Linked DNA regions of Mus musculus: region 2 is linked to region 1. The links are chromatin loops, found by intact Hi-C in ENCODE. Cell type or tissue: left cerebral cortex. All regions are shown on one strand. Each heading gives the region's core, and the rest is flanking DNA. Links, peaks and the distances in the headings are about the cores only.

Evidence for each region. A loop is a pair of places that touch in the nucleus more often than their neighbours do. Peaks named below come from ENCODE experiments on the same cell type or tissue, not always from the same donor. Only the 100,000 strongest peaks of a DNase experiment are listed, where the experiment ranks them.
Region 2: it touches region 1 in a loop (3-fold over the local background); 2 of 42 quality-filtered maps call a loop at or near these places.

What each region holds. Positions count from the first base shown.
Region 1 is chr2:128,820,074-128,827,620 of GRCm38, forward strand. Tmem87b (transmembrane protein 87B) reads left to right here. Exons shown (of 19, transcript NM_001355629.1): 2 at 3,010-3,070; 3 at 4,343-4,437; 4 at 6,184-6,315. Among named protein-coding and RNA genes, the nearest start is that of Tmem87b, 5.5 kb to the left of the region's middle. In left cerebral cortex, for the core only: a CTCF peak has its summit at 3,309 (motif pointing right); no DNase peak of the experiment used is centred there.
Region 2 is chr2:128,620,912-128,628,458 of GRCm38, forward strand. It overlaps Anapc1 (anaphase promoting complex subunit 1), which reads right to left. Exons shown (of 48, transcript NM_008569.2): 39 at 6,210-6,296; 40 at 3,947-4,064; 41 at 2,967-3,044; 42 at 2,585-2,652; 43 at 1,462-1,600. Among named protein-coding and RNA genes, the nearest start is that of Gm39929, 19 kb to the left of the region's middle. In left cerebral cortex, for the core only: no CTCF peak of the experiment used is centred there; no DNase peak of the experiment used is centred there.

The sequences.
Region 1 (7,547 bases), core at 2,072-4,571:
GGAGAATAAGACTTTCATTTATGCGGGGCAGTGGTGGCGCATGCCTTTAATCCCAGCGCTTGGGAGGCAGAGGCAGGTGGATTTCTGAGTTCGAGGCCAGCCTGGACTACAGAATGTGTTCCAGGACAGCCAGGGCTACACAGAGAAACCCTGTCTTAAAAAAAAAAAAAAAAAAAAAGACTTTCATTTATGAATTCATCAGAAGGAAAAAAAAGGTTCTTTTAGCTATAAAAATTAACAAATAGTTTGAGCATCTCCATATGCCATTTGCTAGATTGATTATTCCTCCTGCAAAGATGAATTTTAGGTACAATCCTTTCTCTCAAGGAGCTCACACAATATCAGGGGTAATATATTTATGAGTAGATACTTATATATACCATATAGCACGCTTGGGATATTATTATTCAAGTACTGATGGAGCTGGCCTGACTCTGATTTGTGGAGATGTATAGCTAGTCTGAAAAGATTAATAGGAATTTTCTTTGTAAGGAGTGGGACAGTAGCAGTGTGGGGAAATCTTGTTGTGTTTGTTGAATCAGGTTCTGGAAGGTGGGGGACTAAGGTCACCATAGGCCTCTCCCACTAGACTTCAGCCTTAAACTCCAGGACTTATAAGGCTGAGACAGATCATGTCAGAAGTGAGCTGAGCTTGGACAGCATGTCTCTCTTGATATTGGTACCTGTTATGTGACTTTCTCTCTGAGACCATTTCTAATAGCTCAGCAACAGATGAAAGTCCTTCGAAGTTCAGCTCAGTGAACCAGTGAGTACATTGGGGTGACTTTTAAGAACAAGGGTGTCCCTGGCATGGGTAAGAACCAAAAGCTATGTCACTGACGTTCTGCCAACAGCTTGTAGGCAGCTACTCCACCACAGTAATTGTTGTCTTGGTTTGTAACTTCAGGGAGGACCCTTGTCAGCCATGTAAGCTTCTTAAGCTTTAGGCTTCCCTCTTCCTCAAGAAGGAAACTTTGAAGCTAGCTCTTTTACAGCTCCTGCCATTTGGCTTCAGGGAAGGAAGCACTATGGTTCCTAGGCACAAAATTGCCAAGTCTCCTTTTAAGAGAAGCTGGAACCAAATGTTTATTATGTCACCTAAACTCAGAATTTTTTATTTTGATTTTGATTTTTTTTTTTATAATGCTTATTATGGCTTTTGGGTTTGAGTATACTCTGTGATCATCAGTTAGTTTTAGGTGCAAATAGCAGAGCGCCATTACAGGGGTTTTGGCAGAATTGCTAATTATTCTGGCTGCCATCTAAGGATAGATTGAAGGTGCAGGTCTGGAGGCAGAAGAACCAGTTCTACCATTGGGGTCAAAGCGAATGTTGAGGGGCTGCAGTACAGCCATATTGGTAGGTGTGGAGAGAGCTACGCGTGGGAAGATGTGCAGTAACTAGGCATGTGCTGGAGCTCGGGATGGAAGGGAAGCTTGGCTGACTGAAGGCTTCAGGGTAAGACTTGGTGGGAGCAGAGAGGAGTGTGCCTGCTACTGCAGTTAGTGTATGTAGTGTGCCGTTGAGCGCATCCACGGGTGTATGCATACGGAGACCAGAGGAGGGATCTGAGCTGCTGAGTTTATATTTCGGAAACTGCAGGGAAGGAGAAAGAGTGGTCTGTCCTGTTGGTGCTCTGTAATGCCTAACTGCTCTTTCACTTAGCATGGTTCCTTCCTGCAGGGTTTTTATTCTTGGGAAGAACTGTTTGACTTCAATCATGGTTAGTGTTGTGAACCACAGTGGCTGCTAGAGACTGCATAAAGGAGGTTTGGGGTCACTGGGGAGCACACCCAGGGCCTGTAGTGTGGTAAACAGACTCTCTAGTAAGCGACATACTCCCAGCCAAGGAAGGAGATTTTGAGCTGGTTCTTGAGGTAAGGGGAAGCTAGGTAGGCGGAGGAAAAGCAAGAGAGGTGTTGCAGCTTTCAGATTGCCGGCTAAGGTCCTAGCAGCAGGAGTTTTGCAGGAGTGAAGCATTGCTGGGAGGTGAGCAGGCTCTGACTGTGTGGGGTCTCCTGGATTTTAGACTGCTGTAAGTACAGTGGTAAACAAAGTCATTCTGGTCTCTAGCTGCATATGTATCAGAAGATGGCCTAGTCGGCCATCAGTGGAAAGAGATTGCTCTTGCAAACTTTATATGCCTAAGTACAGGGGAACGCCAGGGCCAAAAAGTGGGAGTTGGTGGGGGGAGAGTGGGGGGAGGGCATGGGGGACTTTTGGGATAGCATTGGAAATGTAAATGAAGAAAATACCTAATTTTAAAAAAAAGGAAAAAAAAAAAAAAAAGAAAAACAAAACAACAAAACAAAAAACCCAAAGTCATTCTGGGGAGAGATGTTATTTATTGGAAGTACTTTCACTGTGATACCAAGAGAACAGCTTGTGAATGTGCAGTTTGTGTTATGGCCAAGCAGCACTAACCGTAGTGGTCAAACCCCTTCTGTCTTGTGTATCACCAAGCCCCAACTGAGACTTTTGGAGGTCTTTGTATTCCAGACAAAGTTCACTGTGTGACCCAGACTGGCCTTGAATTCATGATCCTTAAAACTTAAAAGCAGGGCCACTACTTCTGATCCTTACATCAACTAGTGAATAGACACAGTGATACAGTTTTAAGCCAGAGATGTGATCAAGTTTATATTTTAAAGATTTTTATTTTTAATTTTTGTACAGGGTAGGAAAGAATGTGTACGTGAGTGAATGCAGGCACTTGTAGAGGTCAGAAGTGGATATCGTCTAGAGCTGGAGTTCTATGCTATGGGCACTGGGAACTGGACTCAGGCTCTCTACAAGGGCAGTAGGCATTCTTAACCACCCAGCCATCTCTCTAGCCCCAGTTTTATGTTTTAAAATGTCTTGACTCAAAGACTAAATATGGGGCTTTACAATAAAATCATCTACTCAGATAGTATCATAAGGACTAGAGTGCTGTATTTAGAAGATAAAACTATGTTTTAAAAAATAGAGAAAGTTTTAATTAAGATTTTCCTATATTTTCCACTTTAGAAATCAGGACCTTTGGTATTCAGGAAAACTATGTTTAACTCTACTGAGATCAAGTTTTCTGGTAAGTATGTTAATATTCAATTTTGATATATTATAAATAAATATATTTAAACAAATGTAAGATACATTAAGCTAATTTTTTTAAAAAAACTGGTTCAAACATTTTAGAATTTTGTTTCATTTAAGACTTAGTTATTTGCAAAAATAGTTTTGTTTTGTTTTGTTTTGTTTTTTTTAATATATTTTTTTTTTAGATTTATTTATTATATGTAAGTACTCTGTAGCTGTCTTCAGACACACCAGAAGAGGGCGTCAGATCTCATTTTGGATGGTTGTGAGCCACCATGTGGTTGCTGGGATTTGAATTCCGGACCTTTGGAAGAGCAGTCGGGTACTCTTACCCACTGAGCCATCTCACCAGCCCGTTTTGTTTTTTTCTAAAATTCTGTCAGCCTTATCTGTGGGCTTGGTTTGGATTACCATCCTTTACGACGATGCTCAGTGATCCTTGCCTTCTGGTACTCATCATCCACCACGGTCGCTCTACAGAGATGCTCTTTCTACAACATCTGAGACCGTTGTAGGAAGATAGTGTGGCTTCTCCGCCCCTTCCCTGCTCTTGCTCTGGGGAAGCCAGCTGTAGTGGCATCAGACACTCCAACAAGAGCTTTCTCTGACGGTGCCTAACCCCTTCAGGCTTAATCACACCACCTAGAACTTAAAGCATTTGGTGGTGCTTTACGGTGTTCAAACTAAAGGTCGGACTGCTTGGTCTGTTTAACTGTATCTAGGCAGTCATCCTTGGTCGGGCTCACACTTAGACAGGCTTCCTGCATCTCTACTCTCCTCTTCACTTGACGAGCTTTTTTTTTTTTTAGGTAACATGCCTTAGTCCTAGATCATGTCAGGTGCCCAGTGCCCCTTGACGCCCTGTTCTCTTAGACTTCTAAAAGCGCCCACTTGTGGACTCCTCACAACAATTTAGTTCATAAAGAGGAACTGTTCTTGTTATCTACTGTGTCCTTTCATGGTACACAGCAGAGGATTCATTCAGTGTGTTTTGGATGTGTGAGTGAGTAAAAGAAGCCGCTGCTTAACAAGCCAGGATGCTTAGTTGATTCCAACATTGGACTTATATTTGAATAATATTGTAGAAAGTCCCCGGTAGCTGTTAAAATTTAATGAATGTATCTCATTTTGCAGTGATTTAGAGAAATTAGGTAATGTTTTATTCATGTTACTATTAAAACAGCCAGTTTCAGACAGCATTCTTGAAGCTTCAAGTTTATACTAGACTGTAATTAATGTACAATAAAACTCTTTGTCTGATTAGTGAAGTCGTTCAGTTGTTCTGGACCTGTGAAGTTTACCATAGAGTGGCATTTGAAGTATCATACCTGTCACAATGATTACCCTGATCTGGAGGAGGTAAGTGAGACAAGTCTTCGTGTGTACAAAGCTGTGAAGGGAAATTATAAATACAAAGACTTAATAGCACCAGCTGAGTAGGCTACAAGTGGAGCTTATGGTTTTAGAAATGCTCTAAATTGATTTTAGAACTTAGACAATAAATGAAAGTGTGTGCTTAAACTTTGTAATCTCCATGTGAGGGATCAGGCTTGTGGGAGACACTGGTAAAGAGCTTTGATAAGTCACCTTCATTTGAGAAGGAAATTGAGCATGGTGGTGGTGGCGCACGCCTTTAATCCCAGCACTCAGGAGGCAGAGGCAGGTGGATTTCTGAGTTCGAGGCCAGCCTGGTCTACAAAGTGAGTTCCAGGACAGCCAGGGCTACACAGAGAAACCCTGTCTCGGGGAAGAGAAGAGAAGGGGAGGGGAGGGGAGGGGAGAAGAGAAGAGAAGGAAATTGAGATTTTACATCATTCAAACTGAGCGGCTAGGAACCCAGAACCTTACGAGGATGAGTAGACTTCATGAGTTCAAGTCAGTCTCCAAGGAGAGAAGAGTGGAGACATCTGAGGAAGAAAGAGGCTGTGTGGAGAATGGATGTGAGAGGCTCCTTGTGGCCTCTGGCAAGGAGCTCTTTGAGGAGTCTCACGATTGCTTAGGAAGCGTCTCTGTTGCATGCTTGACTTCTACCCTGAGTAATGTTGGGTTTCCATTTTATTAGTACTGACTTTTCATTTAGAGCAAAGGTCCCTCAGTTTGACTATCTCTGCTGCTTCACGATCAGATTCCAAGTAGGCACTGCTAGCAGGCATTCCACACAATATTGAGTTGTCCTTTGGTGATGTTAACTTAAACAGTTGATAAAGGATGTATTTGTTGATCTCTCCACTGATGAGTTAACTGTTTTTTGTTGGTGTGTGGAACAGTATTTTTAGGGTTATGTAAATGTCCTGTTTTTTTTCATCAAATATTTATTCATTTAATTTAGCAGCCTTTTATGAATCTTGCTTTATGAGTCAATTGTTATTATAATAACTGCCAAATGATGATTTTACTATTTTCAGTTTCCTTTTATATTTCTTAGCACTTTCCTTTGTGAATGAGCTGCCCTATTCTATCTTTTCTATAATTCTGGCCAACAGTATGAACACATTACTTTTCCTTTGTTTTATAGACTATTATGACTTAATTTGTTGTTGTTGTTGTTTTCATGTTTTTGTTTTTTCAAGACAGGTTTTCTTTGTAGCCTTAGCTGTCCTGGAACTGTCTCTATAAACCAGGCTGGTCTCAAATTTACAGAGATCCACTTGCCTCTGCCTCCCAAGTGCTGGGATTAAAAGAAAGAGCCACTAACCCCAGCTATTGTTTTTTTATTTTTATTTGTTTTTTATTGTACAGAGTCTCTTCATGTCCCAGGCTAGTCTTGAACAGCCATTTCTTGTGCTTTAAGCTCTGGGACTAACATTATACACCGCCTGCTCACCTACAGTAGTAACTTAATCTCTTTCCTCACAGTAAGATCATACTTGTACTTGATCGTGTGTGTGAACACACTGAAACAGCTAACCTGGTATAGTCACCTCGATTATACTTAGAATCACAGTTAATATTTTTTCTCTTTGGTATCTCATTTTACTGCATATTTTCAAATAATTCCGAACTGAATTAATTCTTGGTATTCTTTAGATATGAAGGTTTTTTTTTTAATCACCTAGGAAAAAAGATGTAGGAGTAAATTATAACTTAGAATTTTACCTTGAATAGGAGCTGTCCCAAAGACATGAACTTCATGCTGATCCAGATGTCTGTGCTTACTTCAAAAACATTGACTGTTGGACAACAAAAAGTGAAAACTTGGATTGCAGCAGTGATTCACAGGCATTTCCCTCATTGAATGTGAGTATCTGCCTGGTTAAAATCAATTATGTTAAAACCAGTTTATTTGTAGTGAATAATCAACCAAACTTGAATAATGTTTTGTCAGTATTTTCAGAAAGGGAAGTGCTTGTCTTGGTTTTAGTTTTTGTATATGTGCATTAGGATATAAGAAATAACTTGGTATCCTGTTGCTTTTTATCCTTTTCTTTTTTCCCCCCAGAGACAGTCTCATTATGTAGTCCTGACTGACCTAGAACACTATGTAGAAAGGCTGTCCTTAAACTCAGAGATACACCTTCTTCTGCCTCCAAACGGCTGGGGTTGAAGGTGTGCACCATCATGCCTCTGTTTTTTGTTTTTTTTTTTTCTCTTTTCAGCTTAATAAGAGGTTTTTATGATTGCTCTTTTCCATTTTATCTCTCATTTTCCCCACCATTCTCAGGTTTTTGCTCCCAGCATCCTGTCAAATGAGCTCTAGTCAAGGTTGCCAGTAACCTCTAGGTTGTGAAGCAATGATATATTACCCTTACCAAGGTCTTGCCTTTTCACAGGCATTTAACAATCTAAACACTGCTTCCTGTATGCATGTTCTTTCTTTCAGAAAGTGGTGTTATAAATGTTAGTAAAACAGTCATATCTGATATCCTGGTGTTTTTTGGCTGGGTGGAGAGTCAACTTGACCCAGGCTAGAATTACCTAGGAAGAGGAACTTCAGATGAGAAAATACCTCCATTGTACTGCCTTTGGCAAGTCTGTGTGGCATTTTCTTTATAATAATTAATGTGGGAGGGTCCAGTTCTCCATGGGAACAGTGGCATAGGACCACTGGGCAGGTGGTTGTGGTTTGTATAAGAATGCAGGCTGAGGGCTTGTGAAATGGCTCAATAGGTAAGAGCACTGTCTACTCTTCTGAAGGTCCTGAGTTCAAATCTCAGCAACCACATGGCAGCTCACAACCATCTGTAATGAGATCTGACGCCCTCTTCTGGAGTGTCTAAAGATAACTACAGTGTACTTACATATAATAAATAAATCTTTGGGCCCAAGTGAGCGGGGCCAGAGCAAGCAGAGGTCCTGAGTTTGATTCCCAGCAACCACATTATGGCTCACAACCATCTGTACAGCTACAGTGTACTTATATACATAAAATAAATAAATCTTAAAAAAAAAAAAAAGAATGCAGGCTGAGCAAGCCATGAAAAGCAAGCCGGTAAGCAGTTTTCCCTCCATGACTTCAGCTTCCGTCCTGC
Region 2 (7,547 bases), core at 2,648-5,147, 200 kb before region 1:
CTATAAATTGGATTCACTTTTCATATAGGCTCTAATTTTTAGAAGAAATAGTGCTAACTTAAGCCAAAAATAAAAGCAACAACCAAAAAAAAAAAAAAAAATCTTCAAAATATTTCAGCAACAATCCACACTTGACATCAAGTCTGGAACTTTTATACATTTACACCCTGATAACCGTGAGAAAGGGTTAACATCAACTGACCAATTCAGAACTGTTACCTTCTTACTCAGGAATAAAGAACAGGAATCTCGCCTTTAATCCCAGCACTGGGGAGGCAGAGGCAGGCGAATTTCTGAGTTCGAGGCCAGCCTGGTCTGCAGAGTGAGTTCCAGTTCAGCCAGGGCTATACAGAGAAACCCTGTCTCGAAAAACAAAAACAAAAACAAAAAAAACAAACAAGCAAACAAAAAAACAAAAAACAAAAAACGGGGAATCTGTGGCTGTTCCTTGGCTGCTGAGCTAACACATCTTTGCTTATGGCCTGAGACCCAGGTACTCAGAGGCTCCTCAACACACATCTGGCCCTGAACTCTTAAAACTGAGATTAAATTCCTAAGTTTAAAGCTAGATGTATTACAGAACACATTCTTAATGACGGAAATGAATTCCAGAACACAGAATATGCACAGTAGTGAGCTTTAACTCATGCTTTAACTGGTTTGTTTTTGTTTTGTTTTGGTTTGGTTTGGTTTTTTTTTTTTCATTTTAAACAGTACTGTAGCTGAGTACTAGGAAATAGTAAACTAAAAAGCAAGACTCAAGTTCTCATCATTTCCTTTATAAAGAAACAAATGTGGTTTAAAACTGGGTTTTCCCTCTAATGTTGTACAGCCAAGCATGGTGGTGTTTGCCTATAATCCCAGCACTCAGGAGTCTGAGACAAGGAAATCACACACTATGAGGTCAGGCCTGGGTTATTGCTGAGTAATAGAACATTTAATGCTGGCATACATAAAGTACCGGGTTCAATCTCCCACACTGCAAAACAGAAAGCCAAGGGGAGCCAGAAGAGGTGATGCCAACCTGGTCAACACACTGAAACACTAGTGCTAAATTACAAATTCTTTCTCTCTTTGAGGGACTAGTTAAGTAAAATAACCCAAATCTTGCTTGTAGTGTGGTGGTTTTTTATAGGTGGTGCTAAACACAAGTCTTACACAGAATACTAGCATGCCATCCCTATTTTTTTATTTTGTTTTGGTTTTTTGTTTTGTTTTTTCGAGATAGGGTTTCTCTGTATAGCCCTGGCTGTCTTGGAACTCACTTTGTAGACCAGGCAGGCCTCGAACTCAGAAATCTGTCTGCCTCTGCCTCCCAAGTACTGGGATTAAAGGCGTGTGCCACTACCGTCCAGCGCCATCCCTATTTTATTGTAGGTGTCACATAAGAAAGCAAGAGAAACCACGGTCCATTCAGCTTTACAATCTATCAGAGAAGACACTAGTGAAACGCAACACTACCTTGAAAGCCCGGGCTTCAGAGTTCCTATTAGCAACAGTTTGTGCCAACAAACTCTGCCACCCCATTGGGTCTTCTTTGTAGGAGAGCTGTCCTGCCCTGAGCTTTACATATAAAACTCCATCCTTCGAAAGAATAGACCTGGAAGAAAGGAAAAAAGATGGTTTTATGGGCGGTATTATTAATAATTCTCTGCTGAACTTGGTGTTTTCCAGTGCCACTTTTACAGGGGAGAAAGTTGTCCCCATTCTCTGGCAGGATTACTAACTCTACACAAAATGACTGAGTGCACATAAGTGAGGGTAGGATGCCCCCCCACTTTTCTGTGATGTCCAGATTCATGACCTCGTTCAGTGAGAAGGAATTCCACCTGCTCAGGACTGAGTTTCTCCAGGTCTTACCTAACACTGCTGACTCCCGTGTCCCTAGCACTATGTCTACGACACTGAAAGTAGTAAAGATATAGTAACTGTTCTGCAGTAGAAAGGAAATGCTAATTAATCTAATACAGACTAAATAGAAATTAGCTACTAGACACTAAGAAGATATAACTAGCATTTGAAATGTAAATGAAGAAAATATCTAATAAAAAATTGGAAAAAAGAAAAGAAGATATAACTGGAACCAGACTATGAAACTTTTACATGCTTGTCAAAACTTTCTGTAAATTTAAACAATTTACATACTTTCTAATGTATAAATAATTACATGCTAAGTAATTATTTGGATATAGTTTATTCTACCTGAAAGGAACCTCCCATAGCCTTATGTTAGTTGTAACAACACAACAGTACAAAGAAGCAACAGGAGATGTCTGACAGACATCAGATGCTATAAACAGTCCCCTTTACACTAAATCTTACTGTACCCATTACTATCTGAGTCAGTTTTAGTTTCTCAATGAACTTGTGTAAACATTTACCGTTTGACTTTCAAAATAAAACGTTTACATTTTAAAACAAATCCCACTTCTAAGATACAGACCACATTGTTCAACATACCATGCGTGCTGTCATGCATGAGACCAGAGAGTAATAACACCACCCAGACAGCGCTCCAGAACCCACCTCCCTGTAGACGTCTCTGCCCTGCTGGAAAGGCTAAGTGTGAACTCAGCATACTTACCTCAAGTGCTGTTCTCCCTTGCTTAAATCTATGAGCAGTTCCCAGTATCTTGGCCCTTTAACTTTCATCTGCAGGGACAATTGTAAACATCGTAACTCAAAGCTGGCAAACTGAGCACAATTCTTTGAGGGAATAGTGACTCACTGCAATGAGCCACCTATAAGTTAACGAGATCCAATTGCTTGTGAACCATCCAAAAGGCATTCGAACCATGTTTGAAAGGACACGGACTATCAATAAAAACCTCTAACATAAGACTTCTTCTGCCCTTCATGAATATTCCTCCTGTAGTTCTTTTTTCTTAAATGGGAAGACCTTTACAGATATGCAATTCTGTCTCAATATGCGCCCTGGGTAAACCTCCAAAGCCACACCAACTTACCTGCTTTAAAAGATGAAGTTCTGGAAGAAGGGTTGGAGCCATCAGTTCTTCTTTGGTCTGTTCATACCACTGAGTGCCCTTTACAAAGGTAAAACAGAGCCAGCATGGGCCAAATGGTCACTCTGTGTCTCCCCTTGCTCACGGTCTGCATGTAATTATGAAACAATACAACTCCTCAAGCAGTCTTTGCTTAGCAGTCCAAGCTACACTGAGTCCAAGGCCTGGTGCATGCCAGGCAAGTATTCTAGAGCTGAGCTGCAGCTAATCCCTAATACTCAAGCCCACATTCTATTACAGAGCATTCATCACCCTCCACACCTTGGTGGCTTACCCTTCACTGAGCAGCAACGCTGACGGGCTGTGCTTCTACAGCATGGGTTCATACCCAAGCCCCATTTGTCAGCCTAGTTTGCTCTGTGACAGTTGCCCAAAACTCTTCAGCTAGATAAGAGTTCTCCATATAGCCCTCTAAGTCTCACACTACCAGCACTGCCCTCACGCCTAGCCACTCATTTCCTTCAGGAATGACATCGTCATCGCACTTTCATATCTCAAAGTGTAGCACATTTTGATAAACATAAGTATTTATTAATGTGGTGCAGACTACATGATTTATAATCTATGTATGAATCCCAGTGAAAGATAAACAAATTTAGGATACACAAATACAAAATTTGCGAATTTTGAATGTTCAATAAACTCAAACTTTAAGAATCATTATAAACCAAACTCACTTTGTAGACCACTACAATTAGCCACATAAAGTTACCAGGAACACTTTCCAATGATCAGCTCTAGGGACAAAGGAACAGCTGATAATGCCAAAAATTACACAAAAATACGAGAGTGAGCCGCTCTGGCAATGAGCAGCAACTTAGGAAACTTAGGGTTTTATGACTGTTCAACTTAGTGTCGTCACCTTTTGCTAAAATGCTTTTAAAATAATCTGACCTGCAAAGATGACAGGGAAAGTTAGTTACCTTGTAAGTAACTTCTATAAGGGCATAGCAGGGTGTGTTTGTATCCACATCCACAGGTACCAGGAGCCTTGGTTCTGCAGCTAGCACATAGAGGTGCCGAAGGGCCTGGAGATGATACCTGTGCACAAAAACCAGAGAAGTGAAGAGACCAGTGACATGAAGGAGCCTGACAACCGCCACTGCTCACAGGCTACACAAAGATGGGGTGGTAAATATTTTCCTAAGCAGAATCTGAAATGAAGATGACAAATTCAATTAAAAGTACAGAGAAATTCTAGTTAAAATTTTTTATTATATTGTTTAGTGTGTGTATGCATGTGATACATGTATGCAGAGGTCACAGGACAGCTTTTAAGGAATTCATTATCTCCTTCCACATTGTGGGTATTAGGGATTAAACTCAGGCCATCAGGCTGGTAGGCAAGCACCTTTCTCTACTGAACCATTTGCAGACACTAAAGGGTACTGAGAAATCCTAAGAAACTACTTCTGTAATCTTTGATCCAAGAATTATCTGAGTTCACAGGTAAAAAATTTCTCAAGAAAGTAACAACTGTCCTCATGGAAAGTATTTACTAATGATGGCCTAAGCACGGCTGTAAAGCAACAGTCCTAGTCACCCGTCCTCGGCGCTCACACAAGACACCTCCCGGCCCCTTCCCGGAATATGCTGTAGCTGCTGTACTTTCCTCAGGGTTAGTAGGGAAGAAAGGACGCCAGCTGGTTCTCTTCAGAGAACAATGCTCTCTATGTACACAAACAACTGAAACACCTAGTAGAACACTGATGGGCGAGACTGCCAATGTGTGTATATTTGCTTTTGAGTCTTCATATTAAAATTTTTAACTAAATTTTTAAATTTAGGTAAGTTTTAGATCCCATTAAAAAGTAATGAAATGAGATTACAATTTAAAAAAAAAAACAAAACAAAACAAAAAAACAGGGCTGAGGAGATGACTCAGTGGGGTGGTAAAATGTACATGGTTTAAGTATGAAGACTTGAGTTTGGATCCCCAGAACCAAAGACCTATAACTCCTCCAGTGCCAGGAAAGAGAGGACAAGTAGATCCTGGGCACTGAATACTGGGCCTTTCATGTGCTAAGCAGGCACTCTGCCACTATACTACACTCTCAAACCTACATAAAGGTTCTGTATAATTATCACCAAATTGCATATAGCAGCATGTGCCTATAATCTCAACACTTGGGAGGTTGAAGTAGATCACAGGTTCAAACGCAGCCTATGTCACATACTAGTTCCATGCAAACTTTGAATACACATTAAAACCTTGGGAATGAAGGAAGGAAGAGAGGGAGAAAGATAGGGAGAAAAGGAGGGAGGGAGGATAGAAGGGAGAAATTCAACTCATCACATATCCAACACTCCCCTGCAATGACCGTAACTGACTCTAACAACTCACTGAAACATTCTAAATGAAAGGATGGAGGCCGCAGGTCAGAGCTGGAGGAAATTAACAATGTTCTGGGCCCCACTTGACAGAGGTTGGATTTCACATCAGACACTTTTGCAGAGCAGGCATTTCTTGTCATCCGTTATACTTGATACTAGAGAGCAAAGTCATGCATGGCTTTAAGGGCTCCTGACATTTTACTACTCATTTAGACAAAGAATGCTGCTGACTTTTGGACAGACAACTGATTGGAGTAAGTACAGTGCTGGCCTCCTACAATGTCATTTATCAGGAACTATTTTCTTCCCTTTCCTGATACACAAGAAAAGTCCCTCATTCTGGACACTGCCCTAGAAAAGGAGATGTTAGTCACTCTGTGCTCTACAATGCTCACGTTATATAACTTCAAACTGTTGCTTCCTGCTACTTCTAAATTGTTTGTTTTACTTTTTATAGGTCTCTATTTTTGTTCCTCTTTGATGTCATTTACACAAAACCTCACAGTAATTGTGTAAAAGAAAGAACTCACATGGTCACTAATTGAGATTAAGTTTTTTTCTTGGAATTAAATAACTGTAACAGAAAAAAGGTATGTTTTTTTATACTTCCCTAAAGTTTGTATGGTTAATTTATACCTAAAGATAACTCTATCTGGCTTACACCTGGATTTACAACAGCTTGACCGATGTGAGAATGATCAGGCATCAAACATCCAGAATTTTCTTCTAGTCTAATACTTTGAAAGATACATTTAAAAGATTTAGCTATGGAGCTAAGTACAAAATCAAAGCAATAGTCCATGAAAGTAAAGCAGACCTCAGGAAACAGGCTTAGCAATGCATGAGACTCACCGGTTGTCAGTGCTGTGGGCTGGGAAATGTGGGTAAAGGGCGCAGAGAAGGGCAGCAATGGATGAGTTGGATGTGCTCAAAGAGTACCTGCAGAGCAAATTCAGTGGGAGAGACGCTGTTAGTTTCCTGGACATATCTTCAAGGCATGCTTGGGGTGGAAGAGTGGGGTTCTATAACAAGGTACACTGGTAAGATGCCATGATAAGCAAAATATTCTTGGTGGGGAACACATCTCTTCACAGTTAGTCCTTACATCACTTCCAGATTGACTACTATTCAAAGCAGAAGCCATTCTACAAATGTTAAAACAACCCAGGAATAAGCAAGGTTTACCCTAAAATAGTACAGAGGGAGGACAATGAAGTATTTTATTACTTGATAAATCAAAATTCAAAGATGAATATTCATATATTAACATTAGAAACTTGGGGATAAACCCAACATTGCAGGATGTTATAAATATCAATATTATAGAAAACATATGACAATGTAAAAATAAAACAACTACTAAAATGCAGTGCCAGTGACTGGAGAGATGGCTCATTGCTTAAGAGTTTGAGCTGCTCTTCCAAAGGACCCAGGTTTGGCTCTCCGCCAGTTTGTTGGGTAGCTCACAACTGGGTGTAACCCAAGCTCCAGGGGATCAAACAGGCACCAGTACTCATTTGCATAAACCCTAACAAAGACAAACATATACACACACACAAACATATAATTAAAAATACAATATTAAAAAAAATAAAGGCAGAAGCTCAGTTAAAGAAAAGTGATTCAATCTTAAAGAGAAGCAAGGAGTCACACCATGTGTAGTGACAAAAATGTGACTATGAGCGTTCATTAAATGCAGGTACTTAATTGAAAGAAAATAATTCAAAAAGTCACAAAATACTAAAGAATTCTTACAGCTAACATTTCTTTACCCATCCTTGTTGGCTCTTTTAATTTTTATTGGTGCACCAAGAATTCACAGGTTGGGCCCTGTCCATGATAGGCAAATGCTTTATGATTTAGCTACAGCCCCAACCTTTAAGTATTCATAATTCCAAATTAATAAAAAGAAGCAACTGCCACAAACTATATTAAGAAATACCCATCTTGCTCATAATCTCTACCACACAAGGCACCACATAAGTATAGCAATAGCTGAAGACAACATGGCAAGGGACTTCAATCCTCTGCTGCAGGTGCCATCAATACAGTTCTAATTAATGTTCTATCCAGTTATTTACTATGAAAAATGACAAATTCCAACATTTGTATGAAAAAAGCCAACAAGAGAAACACGTAGTTTTCAAAGTGAACAAACAGATAACATATATAGCTCTCCCTCATGAACTC